3 separate regions of the Mus musculus genome follow, and regions 2 and 3 are each linked to region 1. A link is a loop called in an ENCODE intact Hi-C map of the cell type or tissue named here. Cell type or tissue: left cerebral cortex. All regions are shown on one strand.

Region 1 (5,000 bases):
CTGCAGTCGGGAGCCTTGGAGCCTTGCAGCTGCAGCCTGATCTGATCCTCAACCTGTGGCCTGCTTCTTGATGGTCTTGTCTCCATACTTCAGGCTGCATAAACCTGTGGAGTTCGTGTTCTGCTTCCCAGTTAGTGGGGATGCCAAGATGAGAAGCTGGACCCTGTGATGTCTCTTGCCAAGCCTTCTATGCTCTGATCGAGTACAGTCAGGTGTCTTGTTCCTCATGCCCTTGGCTACTGTCCCTTGCCAGCTTAGTGGCCTGGATAAAGCCTGTCTTGAGACCCCAGTGAAGGCCTGCATGCCTTCCAGGTCTCTCTCTAAGGCTCAGAACATTCTGGAAAATTGGGGAGGAAGAGGACTTTCCTTTTATTTCTATCCCCCCCCCCATGGTCTCTCTGTCCTAATTATTTGTGGTGTTACCCCACCCCACCCCTGCTGGCCTGCTGTAGTCTCTTGCTTCCTGTCCATTCCCTCCTGTTTTACACAGATGCCATGGGCACCTGGAAGCTTGGTAGAGTAGACAGAATTGCTCACAGGGCAGAAGACTGAGGAACTCGTGGCAGTGGAGAAAAATAAATCTTCCCCAAGGGGCTGCCCCAGCTCTCCAGACGTGGGTCCCAGCCTGCATCTGCCCATCCTAGGAATCTCTCTCATCTCCCCAGTTTCAGGCTCCTGCCCCTCCCAGCCTTGTGGTGCCAGGGAAATACTCTCCAACTGTGCCACTTTGCAAACAGATGGGTCCTCTTTTCTGTCATTGTTTCCCGTCTAAATAGAGAAGACAAAGCTGCTGCCCAGAGCTCTACAATGAGGGCCATATCCTGCTGGGACAGCACACACAGCCCTCTCTCCTCCTGTGGCAGGACTCAGAGCACTGGGGCACTATCTTCTGCTCAGCACAAGTCAAGGGAGCCCCCTTCCCCATTTCTGCACGGCACACTGTCAGACAGGGTAGTAGAGGCTCTACACTTCCTTTGTTGGCCCAGAGCTGCAAGATGCTGGTCCTGTGAGACATTTTGCTGGTGGGAGTGTCTGTCATCTTAGATCCCACCTCTGACAGGCTAGACCAACTCCTGCCTGAGCTCAGCAGCAAGCAGCCTCAATTGGAGACAGCTCGGGTGACAGGAAACATTCCAAAAGCCCCCAATACTGAAACTCTCTGAGAAGGTCTGAGAAAGCAAGGTGACTTTTGGGGGAGCCAGTACAAGGCTGGGGAGCGGGGGGGGGGGGGGTGAAGACACCTGTGTGAACACTTTACGGAAACTTATAATGATTTTAATCAGCATTTTTTCCTTCCATTTAAAACCCCAAACTTAGCTACTTAATCAAATGTCATGCTTAAGACACATTTACCTCCTCGGGAGAAAAATGAACAATGGCAGCTCAATTTGGCTTTGGATGGGTTTTAAAAATAGTCAAGTCTGGGAAGGCCATTAGGTAAATGGCCTCAGAGAGCTTCAAGGAGGACCTCCCGCGGGCCTGCGGCTCCTTTGTTGAGAAACTGGAAGAGAGAGGGCTGAGCAGAGCAGCCTGTGGTGGTACTTGGCGGCTCCAGGCCAGGATGTCTGCCAGGCAGAGGAGGAGCTGCCAGAAGCTACAAGAAGACCTGCCCTTTGCACAGAGAGTCCCAGTAAGGGGTCCTGTCTGTGCATACAGAGGCTGTCAGGTGTATGCATGTGTGTGGGAGCATGCAAATGTATGTTTGCTCATCTGCATATGCCTCTGTGTGTGCAACTGTGGGCACATGTGTATGTATGTGCATCTGTGTGTCCTCAAGTGTTTGCTTTCATGTATGGACGTGTGTGTGTGTGTGTGTGTGTGTGTATGTCTCGGCGTATTAGGTGGAGTGGCACATACCCTCCTCGACTACTCCCAGCTAGCTCCGAAGGAGAGAAAAATAAATCAGATAGCTGCGTGATATCCTTGAGTTCTAGGGAACAGGTCACACACAGCGAGATGAAAGTTTTATTGTTTTTCCATCTGTAAAATAATGTTTTTTTTTTTTAATCAAGAGATAAAGAAAAACAAAGAAGTAACACAGAAGGGCTTGCCTTGGGGAGGCTTGGACATGAATTACCCTTGGGGAAGTAGAGTTGTGTGCTGAGGTCCCAGCTTCTCAGAGGTTCAACTTCTAACACGTCCTGATGGGGGCCAAGAGTCTCCTCCCCTGCCTAATGGAGAGGCCCTATGTATGTTACTGTTGTTTTATTTTCCTAGAGACTACTGTCTTTTCTTGTTCCCATCCTTGCATGCAGAAAATGTTACTATCCACTGTCTTCTTGGACAAGCCCCTTCCCGTCAGAATAGTATCCATCAGGCCAAGAAACACGAGCAAGAGAATTTGATCTTGGCTTAGTTAACTCTCACCGGAAGTTGAACATTTTTCTCGAGTCATAACTGTGGGTGGCGGGCTGATGGCTAGGTGGTACCTGTGACATCAAACAGAAGCCAGAGGCATTTTGTAGGCAAATGAAGTTGCAAAAGTCCCAGGGTGCATCTGGCTGTCAGTTATAACCAGGATATGTCAGTTACTTATCTAATGTATCAACAAGAACATACAGTTTTAAAAATTATTTTTATTTTATGTGCATTGGTGTTTGGCCTGTATGTGTCTGTGTGAGGGTGTCAGATCCCATGTGGATGCTGAGAATTGAACCCCGGTCATCTGGAAGAACAGGCAGTGCTCTGAACCTCTGAGCCAACTCACCAGCCCCCAAGAGCATACATTATTAAGTCATACATTGACTTCATTAATCTTTTTCTGGGCGTTTGCTGGGGATTGAACCTGGGGCCTTATCCAGGCTAAACACAGGCTCTTCCTCCAGCTGTATCCCAATCCTGTTAGAGTTATCTTTGAGAATACATTTCAGTAACATCTCAGACTGAACGGGATTTGCCACCTTCCCAAAGGGCAGTGGGTCTCCTAAGCCTGTGAAAAGGTCTGTAGAAGAAAGCAGGTCAGAACCCCCACCTCCAGTCACCTGGCTGCCCAGGCTAAGTCTCCCTAAGGACTCTACAGGCTGCTGGAAGGCCCTCTTTTTGCAGCACCCCAGCTTTTCCCGCTAGGTGGCAGCAGTGCAGGCATCTCCTTCCTGGTTGGCAACTGGGTCCAGCTTGCTCCGTCCGCTAGGACTTCCCTGCCTCCTTACTTTGTAAGATCATCTCCCTCCAACCCCCAGGACCAGGGCTCTGCGGGAAGAGGACCCAGAAGTGACCAGGCATTCAAAGCGCTGAGTCACCTGGGTGTCTCTCTGGACGACAGACTGGCACACAGCTAGTCGCAGCTGCACGTGCGCTGGGCCAACTCATTTAGTCCTAATTAAAACCTCCTGAGGGAAAGCACCGGAAACGGGTCTTGTAAGATGAGAAAGCCAAGAGTCGGAGAGGTTGCGTAATAGACATAGGACCCCAAGACAGTAGCACCCCATACCTAACTTCAGTCTCTTGCAACCATGCTACCTTGCTCCCAGATACTTTCTTTAGGGCCTGAGAGGGAAAACAGAACCATGTTGTCCTGTCCAGCCTGGGTGGGGAGAATCTCTGGCTGCCAAAAACCTTGGACTGGAGGCTCAGGGAAAAGGACCTGCCTGGGTGCACAGTGAATCCCAGGAAGACTGGCTCCTCCCCCCCCCCCAGCAACCCTCCCAGGGAGGCCTCACCCTCTCTCTCCTGAGGGGGGCAACTGCTGGGCTGAAGTCACTTGCTTGCAGCACCCTGGCAAGTCCCCAGTTGCCTCTCTTTACCTTCCCGGCTCTGACTCTAAAGTCCAAGCAGGAAGACCGCAGACTGAAGCTCATTTCTAAGGCCCCTGGCTTTGCATTTCTTCCCCACTATGTGTGGAGCTGAGAGCTGGCTTTTGTTCCTACAGTTCCTCAGGGACTAGGCAGCTAAGGCCTCCGTGGGATCCTCTGCCTTTATGTCACTCCTTTCAGTGAAAGGGGACCACAGAAAGCCTGTCTTTCACTAACCGGACATGCAGACACAACTAACCAGGTAGGCACCAGGGAGTGCTGGGTGGGAGAGTGGGCAAGATGTCTGGGAGTGCCAGGTTCAGAACTCCCTGGCTCTGCGAAGACAGCAGATGCCATAAAACCAAGAAGGAGGGGGAACTGCGCTGGAGACTGAATAACCGGGCAGAAGCATGCTCCAACCAAAGGCTGAAACTTCATCTGCCTGGAGAGAGGCCAGGCCCAGGCAGTGGGGAGACTCCCCAGGAGGACCCTCCCCAGCCTCTCGCATCGCCTGCGCCGTGCAGCTCCGCAGGAGGAAACTTTTCGCACAGCCTCAGCTCCCCAGTCCCATGAGAACCTCCTCTCCCCAAATCAGCCCTCTGCGTTCAATGGGCGTACTTAGAACAGGGTCCGAACCTCTTAACTGCTTCGCATGCCATCTGGTTACCGTGGCAACACCATCCGGCGGCGCCGGGCGGTCCAATCGGAGCCTGCGGCCTCTTTCGAGCCTTTCCCAAGGTGGAGACCCGGACGCGGCCAGGGATGGGGAAGGGGTGGGCCCGGTTCTTCTCTCTGGCGCCGCCCAGGCCACTCAGAGCCCAGGTCGCCAGTCCAGCTCCAGCGAGGTGGGCTGGCAAGCTAAGCCGACCGGCCGGGTTGGGGGCTCCGACTCCAGGTTGAGGGGCGGGGAAGGAGGGTGACGTGAGCCGGGCCCGGCGGGCGGAGTTGGGACCCGTTCGCGGAGGCGGGGGCAAGCGCTTCTGGAGGCAGACGCGCAGAGGGAGGCGGCCGAGCGGCGCGGGCGGCTCTGCGGAGGGCGCGGTGGGCGCGGGCGGCGGGGCCCGGGATCCCCGCGCGCCTCCTCCGCGCGGCGGCGCCGCCGCGCGTCCCCACGCCCCGCGCTCCACGCTTCTTCGCCCCGCGCCTCCCCTGCCCGCCTTCTGGCAGTCTCCGGGCCGCGGCTGTCTGCAGAGCGAGCGCTTAGACGGAGCTCTCCAGCAACTTGATCGGTGTCAGAACCTGGGACAGAGGCCCCTCGACCCGGCGGCG
Region 2 (5,000 bases), 460 kb before region 1:
TTGCAGAGTCCTGGCATAAAGTAGGCGGCATGGTCCTCTTCTTTATCTGGTCTCCATGGCATTCCTTGGCTCGGGGTGTCAGGCCTGTGTGTAGGTTGCAGCTAACAAGGTTTGTGTCATGTCTGGGATTTTATGGCAGCCATCTGGAATTCTTGGACATTCTCAGACTAATTCAGCTGGCCTGAATTTAGAAGCAAAAAAAAAAAAAAAAAAAAAAAAAAAACGGGGGGGGGGATTTCCATCTATTGATTTTTCATTTGGGGGATTATACCATTAAGTATCCCAAAAGGTAGGATGGGACCCGACTCAGATGTTGAAGAAATGGAGTCTTTCTCGATCTCTGTCCCTCTCATACAAAGGTTCAGGCTCTCTGCAAAGATAAAGCCACAGCCTAGACTGCACACAGGACTTTTGAAACCAGTCAACATGCAGCGTCCCCAAGATCACCCCCGGGTTCCACGTTCGCAGAGAGACTTGTCAAAACCTGACAGTTTTACGGTCTCAGATGGTTTCTTAGGAAGGAAAGGACATAGGGTAAGACCATGTTGGGGTGGGGATAGGAGTGAGGGTGGGCTTCAGGAAAAGACCCAGAGCAGAACGTTCTGGGCTGTCTCCCAGGGGTCATTCTCCTGACAGAGGTGTGACACGACAGCTAGGGGTCAGACTCATGTCTGGAGTTCTTATTAAGTTACATGGGAAGATCTGATTGGTGGTTACAAGCGGCTGTCACAGCCTCCCCATTTTATTGGTATTCATGGCCCAAAGTGCCCTCCTGAGCTGGCCAATTCTGCATCTGGTGTGGCTCTTGCCACCCTAACGAATAACATCAGTCTATCCAGGGTGACCCAACATCCCAGACAAAGAGTGTGGATCCTGTTGGAGCATCTCAGGGGGTGATACTCTGTGGAGGCCGAGGACAAATGCAGGGTATCATCTGGGATAACGGTGGAGTTCTTCACCTTACCCAGTCCTCTAGAGCACAGCACACACTGAGGGGAGGGGGAGGGGAAAGAGATGAGAACACAGCCTGCTGAGTCTCTAATTCCCCCTCTCAGATGCTGCCTGGCACTTTCTTCTCTCTCCTTTTTTGCAACCTCTGTTGAAATTCTCTGGAACTAACACCCCCTGCATGACCCTGATGACAAAGTTATTTTTTTTAATTTATTTTTTTATTTTTTTTTTAGAACATTTTCCTCTGAGGGAAACAGGCACCCTGCCTTTCTCTCAGTGAGAGAGAAATGTTCTTCTGGATACTTTTTAAATTCTCTAAAAAATCTTTTGACTCTTTTGCTAAGGGGAAGCAACCTTCCAACAGAGCGACACACAGATAATGTCCTTTGAATGTTGGCACAGAGCCTAAATCAGGCCCCAGGGGGCACCACACTTGCTAATGGACTCTGCCCTCTCTCAGAGATGGAAAGCCAGCCTCTCCCTCTCTATGATCACTGGAACCCCAGTTGTGCTTCTCTCCCACAGCCCTGGCATGACCTCGGGGTGAGCGGATGACCAACCTTCCCTGTTAAGCGATGAACCCACCCAGCTGTGGCTTCTGTGAGCATCGTGTGTTCCAACTCGAGGCATGTCAGGGGAGTTCTCTCCAGGGGTGGGGGGTGTTGTTGCTCTTCTGCACACAGCAGCCCTCGTGCCTGTGGTCTCTGTGGGTACCCACAGGCTGGGCACCACAGCAGAAGCTGTTTTTTGCTTGAACTCTTGCAAGGTGGTTGGGAGGGATGTTCTAGCAAATGCTGCTTTAGACTTCGCAGCAACTGTCTCAGCAGGAGGGACTCCTGACACAGAGACTGCAGGGTCCATACCAAGCTCCCCTGGTCCAGGCCCAGAATACCCAGCTGTTCCACCTGGGTCTTTATCCTTAGTGATCTCTCTCTCTCTCTCTCCCCTCCCCATGTCATCGTGTGTGCACCCCCCCGCCCATGTTATCACACTTGCAGGCTGCAGCTGGAGATACAGAGTAGAGGATAAACTACTAGGTACCAGGGTCTCCTGAGAGAGCAGGAAAGCAGGGCAGGCTGTCTTAGAAGTTGCATGATGCCCCCACCTTGCAGGCTCAGACAGCCATTAGACTTCTGAGCACAGTGCCTGGGAGGTCTGGGACAGCAGCAGCTGCAGTTTAAAGAAGCAGATGCCCAATGAGGTTGTGGCCATCCCATGACTTGGTTCTATCTCGATAGGGACAGGGATATGTCTATGTGTTTGGATTTCGTATGGCATAGGTCAGAGCTTGTTCTGTATATCACCATGACAGTGTCCTATGGTACGTGCAGTCTATCTTTTGTGACACCATGAAGCACATGGAAGAGGGGACCTCACCCAAGATCACCTGCAAATAGGTCACAAAGTGCTTTGGACCCACTGAAGCCTGTGTCTCTGGTCACCAACACCAGGGGGCAGGATGAGACAGGAGAACAGGCAGGCTGCTGCAGATCTTCCACCTCCCATCCACTCTAGTGACAACCTCTGAGACCCAGCTTCTCAGGATGCCCACGAGGAAGTGGCACGGGCATCAGGTGAAGCACAGAGAAAGCAGTTGCCTTCCCAATGGCTTCCAGAATCTTCTGAGAAGGATTGAGATAGGAGTAGAAACACCTATAGAAAATGAGTCTCGCACGTTGGGGTTCCTGAAAGATCCAGAGAGAGGGAACATCAAACCTGTATTAGCATGAAGAGGCAATGCAGAAGCCTGCAGGACGGGTACCCGGCTCACAAGGCCCGCCCATAAGCCCCCCCCCCCCCCCCGCGTTCACAAGCTACGCCCACAAAGCCCAGGGCCAGACTGCTGCCTACTGTTCCAGAAACCATCTTCAGTTGTGCTCTCAGGGCACATGTCAGGCTGGTGTGCCTTGGGCTTCTGGCGCCATGGTTTTGCTGGGGAACTACCTTCCGGTGCCGCTCATCCCTGGGTGGCCTATTCTCATGTCTCTTGACTAAGCCTTCCCCTTCTCTGGTAGCAGCACTGTCCTGCACACAGAAGAAGCCCAGCCCCTTCACTGAGCCCTCTAGGCAACACGCTCATCTGTATCACATTGGGCCCCGGTCCCTAGGAGACCACAAAGATTCAGGATCCCAGCTGGGTCCTCTGGCATCCGCTTCTCTGGAGCCCCCATTCCCACGTACTTTCTAGGATACACCTTTTATCTCTTGAGATCCGTTAAATATTGGGGAAGCGCTCAAGGGTGCGCTGGTCTACATGAGGAAACCGAGGCTTAGAGTCACACAAGCCTTGGCTGAGCCCTGGGAGTGTGGAGGCACATGTCTGCATGTGCCTTCTGTTGGGGTAGTCCTTCCTATCTTCCTAAAAACTGTTCTCTTCAAAATCTTCTCTTCCTCCTCTGGTCTCCAGCCTTCTTCCCCTCTGCCTCTTGGCCATGCCTCTTATCAGAAGTAATCCATGTCCCACCCAAGCCTGCCAGAGGACTCCTTTTTATCAGCCTGGACCTTGCCACCTGTTTAAGGAGCCTGGAATGAGCTTTCGTTTTTTTTTTTCAGAGCCTCTGGTGCGCTGTCTAGAGAGACCCACACTTACGTGGTATAGATCGTTACTGCACACTTGTGCTCTGGCACACGTGCATTGTATCCAGGTGTGCTTTGGTACACACCTCAGTACCTTTGTCTCAGGTCTTCCCTTAACCAGGTACAGAAACAGGTGGAGTGTGACATACGGGTTGACTGTGGGATACAGCCAGTAGTATGGGCATAATGGGCACCAGTTTATAGGAGAAGGGTAAGCTGGCATAGGCTCGCTTCTCCTACGATGAGTCCATGCTGGGTAGGGAAGGGGGTGTTGCAGAAGAGTCAGCCATGAGACTGTGAGCAGAACCAAAGCAGAGAACAGAACGGGAGAGCATCTTTGATCCTGCCCTTGCCCAGGCTGGCTGCTGCCTATGAGTCAGGGCAGCTGGCTGGGGCCCAACTGCCAGTGCAAACATGATGTGACATGGCTGTCCTATGCCTAATAGAACATATGTTACCAGAGACTTCTGGGAGAACCCAGTCCATAAGAATGGAGGTGTAGGTGTGAAACAAACCTAAGCCATCATGCTGGTTGGCACTTAAGTCACTTAGGCCAGGGCACATGTCTACAGCTTCATCTCCCCAGCCCCATGCAGAGTGCTGGTTCACACATACATATATACAGGGTGTAGTGTGATTTATTTTGAGTGTCTGGCCCTTTAAAGGATCTCCAGTTCTTAGTCAGCTGGTCCTTTAAAAGAATGCTTGACCCTATGACCTTCAGTGTCTGTTGCCTCTTGGACTACTGGGAACAGGAGAGGATGTGAAAAACCAGCAGAGGCTGAGAGAGGAAGGCTAGGATCCAGATGGCAAAAGAATGAAGTCAGAGAAGAGGGTTAGAGAAGACGGTTGATGCAGGAAGAAGGAAGATTGGGTGGAGCTAGAGGAGAGAAGATGGTCTGAGCAAAAGAGAGATTGAGCAGAGTGGGCATAGGAGACTGTTGAGCCAGGAGAAGCTGAACTGAGCCTGGAGAAGCTGAGCTGAGCCTGGAGAAGTTGAGCTGAGCCTGGAGAAGCTGAGCTGAGCCAAGAGAAGCTGAGCTGAGCCAAGAGAAGCTGAGCTGAGCCGGGAGAAGCTGAGCTGAGCCGGGAGAAGCTGAGCTGAGCCGGGAGAAGCTGAGCTGAGCCGGGAGAAGCTGAGCTGAGCCGGGAGAAGCTGAGCTGAGCCGGGAGAAGCTGAGCTGAGCCAGGGATGATACTGTTAGGAGGCAGTGGAAAGTAGATTGGGCTAGCAGATAGAGAGGACAGTTGGCGACAGTTGAGCCAGGGAAAGTTGAGCTGAACAGATAGACCATAGCAGTCGCTATAGTTTGGAGTGGCTGGTTTTGGGAAAACTGGGAGGACTGTTGAAGCAGACTGTTGGAGGACTGAGGGAGGAACAGTTGGGAGGAACGTTTGAAGGAGCTGGGCTGAAATCTGGAGGAGGGCTGGCAAGGAGTTAAAAGAACTGGTTACTGTTTGCAAGAAAAGGA
Region 3 (5,000 bases), 340 kb before region 1:
GGTGCCCCCAGCCTTGGATTCATGGTGGTTTTGCTAGGTGTCTCTGCTCAGCGTCTATGCCCTGCGACTAAAGGTGAAATCAGAAGTTCAAGGCCTGCCTGGGCTATAGAGTGAGACTCTATCTCAAAGGAGCAAGGTCTTGGGTGTGGCCCAACAATAGAGAACACATCTAGTATGCACAAGGCTCTGCTGGAGTTTTGTTCCCAAACCCCAAGTCTTAGGAAGCAGAGAACGGAAAATTCCCAGGCCCCTGGCTCAGGGGAGCTAAGCATCAGAGCTACTCGGTATCTCCTGGTGTTTGGGGAATGTAGAAGAAGCTGGAAAAGAGGTAATGAGCAGGCAGGGAGCTGGGCCCAGCAGCTGTCCTCAGGCCCCATTGTGATAGAGTGTCAGCGTGTTCTGCGTCCCTGGTGCCCCTAGAGGGATATGTATCTAGCTATCCCCGCAAACCATCCCCATTCTGAGGCAATACACCATTATCTCCCCAAAGCTGGTCACTCCCCTGGAAAGTTCCGGAAGGTGACTCACAGGACACCGAGTCAATCCTCAGGGTGCAAGTGGCTCCCAGGAGTCCTGCACAAATGGAGAAAGAATCAGCGGGAAGCAGGACTCCAGGCTCCGCTCTATTCTCCTTCATCAGCTGGTGACCATGGTGAACAACTGCGCACCCTCTCCAGCACCCAGCCTCACCATCTGTAAGATGGACACGATGCAATCATGCTGGTTCCCTGTGGCCGGAGCATCGGGGTGGCAGCCTGTGAGGTGTCTCGTGGCTCTTGCAGCCAGTGGACTGTACGTGACGGTGTTAGAGACATCGCACCTCAGAGCTAGGCAACACTCAAGGTCAAGGTGAAAGCAGAGCAAAGTCCTGACCTGGGAGGGGAAAGCTGCCTCCCCCCCCTCCCCCCAGGCTTCCTTGAGTGTGCTCCCAGGAGAAATGGGTCTGGACTGTCACTCAGCGAATGGTTTTGGAGTCAACATGTCCAAGCCTCCAGCCACCACCAGGACAGACTCACACCCTGACCTCATGGGGTCATTGAGTCACCCGGACAAAATTCCTATTGCTTGCGGAGCACAGCTGCTTCAGCTGGTTTCTGGTGGCCTGTTGTTGGGTCCGTCTGTTTTTTCAGCTATCCCTGGTTGAAACTGAAATGCTAAAAAAAAAAAAAAAAAACCCAAAACTTTAGTGCCTTTAGCGGGGGTCTTTCTGCCTAAGGGAGAGGGGTCTGGGCTGGGTTCAAGCCAGCTCTGTCAGGATGCCTGCCAGCACCCCCAGGCTGGGAAGTTTCTAGGCTGGAGAGGATTGGGAACATATGGAAAGAGGGAATCTACAGGTAACTGGCTGCCTCTTCTCTGTGGGAGTCCTAGGCAGCTGGTGAAGCTACTTGAACCCCAAGAAGCTGGAGGTAGCAGAGGTGGAGCGGCCCGGATCCAGACCCTCGGTTCTCTCCTGTAAGTGGTAACATGTCGCTCCCTGGTCATCCTTGGGCCAGTGCTTGCTATGAACCTGGATGGTCCCGGAAGGGCTAATGCTCCCACTTGCTGTGCAGCTGCTGATGGGGATGGAACAGGGACCCCCTGATGCACCTCCCTTCCTGTGTTTGCGTAGTGACAGAGGGACATAGTTGCAGGTATGACACTGTGGTTCCTTCTCAGGTGTGGAGAATGGGAAGGCAGAACAGTTTGTGCAGCCCCTGTGGAGCCCTCCTCACACTAGGAAAGGACTCTGGTCTCACTTAGCCAGGAAGCCACAGACCTGCAAGCTCAGCCGTGCCCCCAGCCTTGGACTCATGGTGGTTTTGCTAGGTCTCTCTGCTCAGCGTCTATGCCCTGCCACTAAAGGTGAAAGATATTTTCATTGTCCCCAGAGTGTGCTAGGGCTGGGGTGCGGAGGGATGCAAGGTGAGGTGCTTCACCAAGCATGGGTCACAAAAACGTGACAGGCTATGTCTTCTTTCTGAAGACCCCTGAGTTCTCTGTGGAGAAAGCAGGTAGCCTATCCCCCTTGCCTGCTGCACAGACTTCAGAATAGTCTTTGTGAAGAGGTGAGGACAGTTAACAGATCTCAACAAATCTGGCCAAGTTCCTGTTTTGTTTGTTTGTTTGTTTGTTTGTTTGTTTGTTTGTTTTTTGTTTTTTGTTTTTGCTTTTGTTTTTGATTAGTTCAGCATTCTCTGAGGACTCCAGGAGCACGTGAGTTCTGGGCCAGTTCACCTTCTGCCCTCTGCCTGCGGAGGGGCAGAAGGCAAGAAGCCGTACCAGACAGTGAAGTTTCAGGCTGTGATAACTGGTCAGGGTGTGAACTCCGGAAGAATCTGAAGGCAGCTGACGGTTGTGATAGACACGGAGCAGAGACATTCTTTCTGGGGATAGCCAGGGGATCTGAGCAGGGTGTTCATTCAGACAGCAAGGATACAGTCACAGGAGTGGGAAAGCTGCCGAGCGTGTGAGGCGGAGGTGGGTGAAGACAGAGGCGCGTTCTGGGTGTATCCTGTTCTGTTGGAATAGGGTTTTACTGGAGGGGTGTTGGGAACCATTGAAAATGTAGGAAGATGTTGAGCCTGGTGGGATGGGATCTGCTCAGGGCTTCGTCTCTTGGCCACTGGGTGGCGCTGCTCATCTCTGGATTTCCGCTTTTCTAACAGGATTTGACCTTGACCCCTTGGGCTGGTGGCACAATGTGTAAGTGCTGTTAAGATAACTTGTACTCATTCATAGGTCACTATCGGGACGTGCTGGAGTAGAGTAGACTCCGAATCTGTTGGAGCTCCCAGGCGTTGAGTGCATGTGACCAGGTCAGATGGGCCCTTTTGTTTCGCTGACCTCTAGGCACGTGCCTAAGGAGACTACATTTCCCAGCCTGCCTTGCAGAGATTTCCCAGGACCTGTTGGCTTTGTCTGGCCAATGGGAGGGATATGAAGAAGGAAGAGGAAGGTCTTGAAATAGAAAAGTCCTGGGTTGAGGAAGATAACTCAAACGGAAAGCTAACCCATGCTAACCGAAACTTTTTGTAAGGATGCCTTTGGAAGCCGGTCATGTGGCTCCTGCCTTGCTGGGCACCTGCAAATCTGAGGCTATCCTGGGCTACACAGTGAGACTGTGTTCCAATCTCAGTTCTGTTGCTGCTATTAAAATACTGACTAAAAGCAGTTTACGGAAGGGTATGGTTTATTTACAATTCCAGATCCCAGACCGACATTGGGGGAAGTGGAGGCAGGCAGGCCGGTCGCTATTCCACAGACCATTGCTGCCGACCAAGGAACTCACTTCACAGCAAAGAAATAACAGCAGGAACCAATGAGGATGCTTTTACTGGCTGCTTCACAGGTCGGCTTATACTCAGCTAGCTTCCCTTTACAGTTCAGGTCTAGGGGATGTGCCACCCACAGTGGGCTGGGTTCTCCTACTTCAATTAACAAGGCAATTACATACACACCTGCCTGCCAATTTGATGGGGGCAGATTCTCTTCAGAAGCAGATAACTCTTAAGCTGTGATGACTGTTAAAGCAGATTAGGACAAGAATCATTCAAGGGGTGGGGGAGGGGGGCGGTCCATTGTGTGAAGCTGCTCATGGTAGATTTGTACTCTGAGAAAAACTAGCTAGATTTCCTTCATTGGTCGTTTTTTAAGGACCTGCCTTTCCAAGATGGCAGATGGGGATGACGGGACAGATGTGACAGGTTCCAACAAAAGGTCAAGGAGGGAGCTGATGTCATGGTCTTACATCAGGAAGGGGCCTCAGTTAGCTTTGGTTGGTTCTTCCATCTGCCCAACAGCCAGTAAAAGGACACCTTGTGGGAAACCAGCCTGTCTCCATCTTGGGCTTCAAAGACAAAGTAGGTTCATTTATGTTTATGATAAGAATAATAAATTATAATATTAATATAATAAATGTTAAATTATAATATGATATGTTTATGTAGTTGGTACTAGGATTGAGCTATGCCACACCCAGAGCCTTATGCCTGTCAAGCCCCTGTTTGGAAACTCCCTACCCCTGGGCTATAAAAACCTCGTCTTTACAGCATCCAATGCAGCCCCTCTTGGACCCTGCCTCAGGGGTAGCAGCCTGTGAACACAAATAAGAAAGGTTGCCTTAGTTAATTTGGCCATGATGGTGTGTTAAGTCACTGTTCAAACAAAACAACATTTGTGACGGACAGACTGACTGTCAACGCTGCTCTGAGAATCCAGCCATCCCTTCACAGATGCTGCAGCAACATCTTTGGGATTAACAAGTGGTCCTGGAGTCTCTCCAGGGGTTGTCCCTGACCAGTGTGGATGGCAAAGTCTTTATCAGGAATGGAACTATGTTTATATAGCCTACATACCCCTGCAAGCATGTTCCATGACCCCTTGATGGTCTGAATGCTTGATACCACACAATGACTGTGAAGAGTGCTTACCAGCTGCGATTCAGGGGGTAAGGACAGAGAGGCTACATGCTCGGGACGGACGCGTTTGTCCCCTGCTCAGTGCAGGACAAGAACAAGAGCCAGGCATTTTGTTACAAAGCGATAGGACTCCATATAGCTTTCCCATACCCTCTTTGATTTAAACCCTATTTGTTTCCCCTCCTCTGAGCTTCTCCCTACATATACCTTTCCACTTCCAGTGTTCCCGTCTCCTCTGATGTCATTTAAGGAAGTGACTTTCAGTATCTCATTGCACAGCACGAGCCCCAGTGCCTTACTTCCCAGCAGCACCCCTCCACTCCCTTGCTGCAGCACCTGTGAGGGGACGGCTAGATTCTCAGAGCAGCGTTGACAGTCAGTCTGTCACAAACGTTGTTTTGTTTGAAATATGTGAAGACAATATGGTTCCATGTAGACCTGAGGAACAGGGATTGTGAAAGCTGTCTTGGATGATTGTAGATTTTCTTGCTTCAGTGCTAAACTGAACAAGTAGTGAATTTTAAAGGTGTGTTGCAGCGTGGAGTGGGAACCATATAGATACATTTTCTTCCCTTCCTCTGTCACATAAAAGCTCATTCTTTG

What was found. A loop is a pair of places that touch in the nucleus more often than their neighbours do. Peaks named below come from ENCODE experiments on the same cell type or tissue, not always from the same donor. Only the 100,000 strongest peaks of a DNase experiment are listed, where the experiment ranks them.
Region 2: a loop joins it to region 1, with 7 times the contacts of the local background. A loop is called at or near these places in 6 of 42 quality-filtered maps.
Region 3: a loop joins it to region 1, with 2.9 times the contacts of the local background. A loop is called at or near these places in 2 of 42 quality-filtered maps.

Annotation. Positions count from the first base shown.
Region 1 is chr4:153,482,672-153,487,671 of GRCm38, reverse strand. It overlaps Ajap1 (adherens junction associated protein 1), which reads left to right and starts at 4,842. Exons shown (of 6, transcript NM_001099299.1): 1 at 4,842-5,000. In left cerebral cortex, a CTCF peak has its summit at 3,071 (motif pointing right); DNase peaks (open chromatin) are centred at 3,077, 4,421 and 4,893; H3K4me3 peaks cover 843 bases; H3K27ac peaks cover 1,091 bases.
Region 2 is chr4:153,940,860-153,945,859 of GRCm38, reverse strand. No RefSeq gene overlaps it. Among named protein-coding and RNA genes, the nearest start is that of BC039966, 7.1 kb to the left of the region's middle. In left cerebral cortex, a CTCF peak has its summit at 2,392 (motif pointing right); DNase peaks (open chromatin) are centred at 2,418 and 4,882.
Region 3 is chr4:153,825,830-153,830,829 of GRCm38, reverse strand. No RefSeq gene overlaps it. Among named protein-coding and RNA genes, the nearest start is that of Gm31353, 13 kb to the left of the region's middle. In left cerebral cortex, a CTCF peak has its summit at 2,596 (motif pointing right); a DNase peak (open chromatin) is centred at 2,501.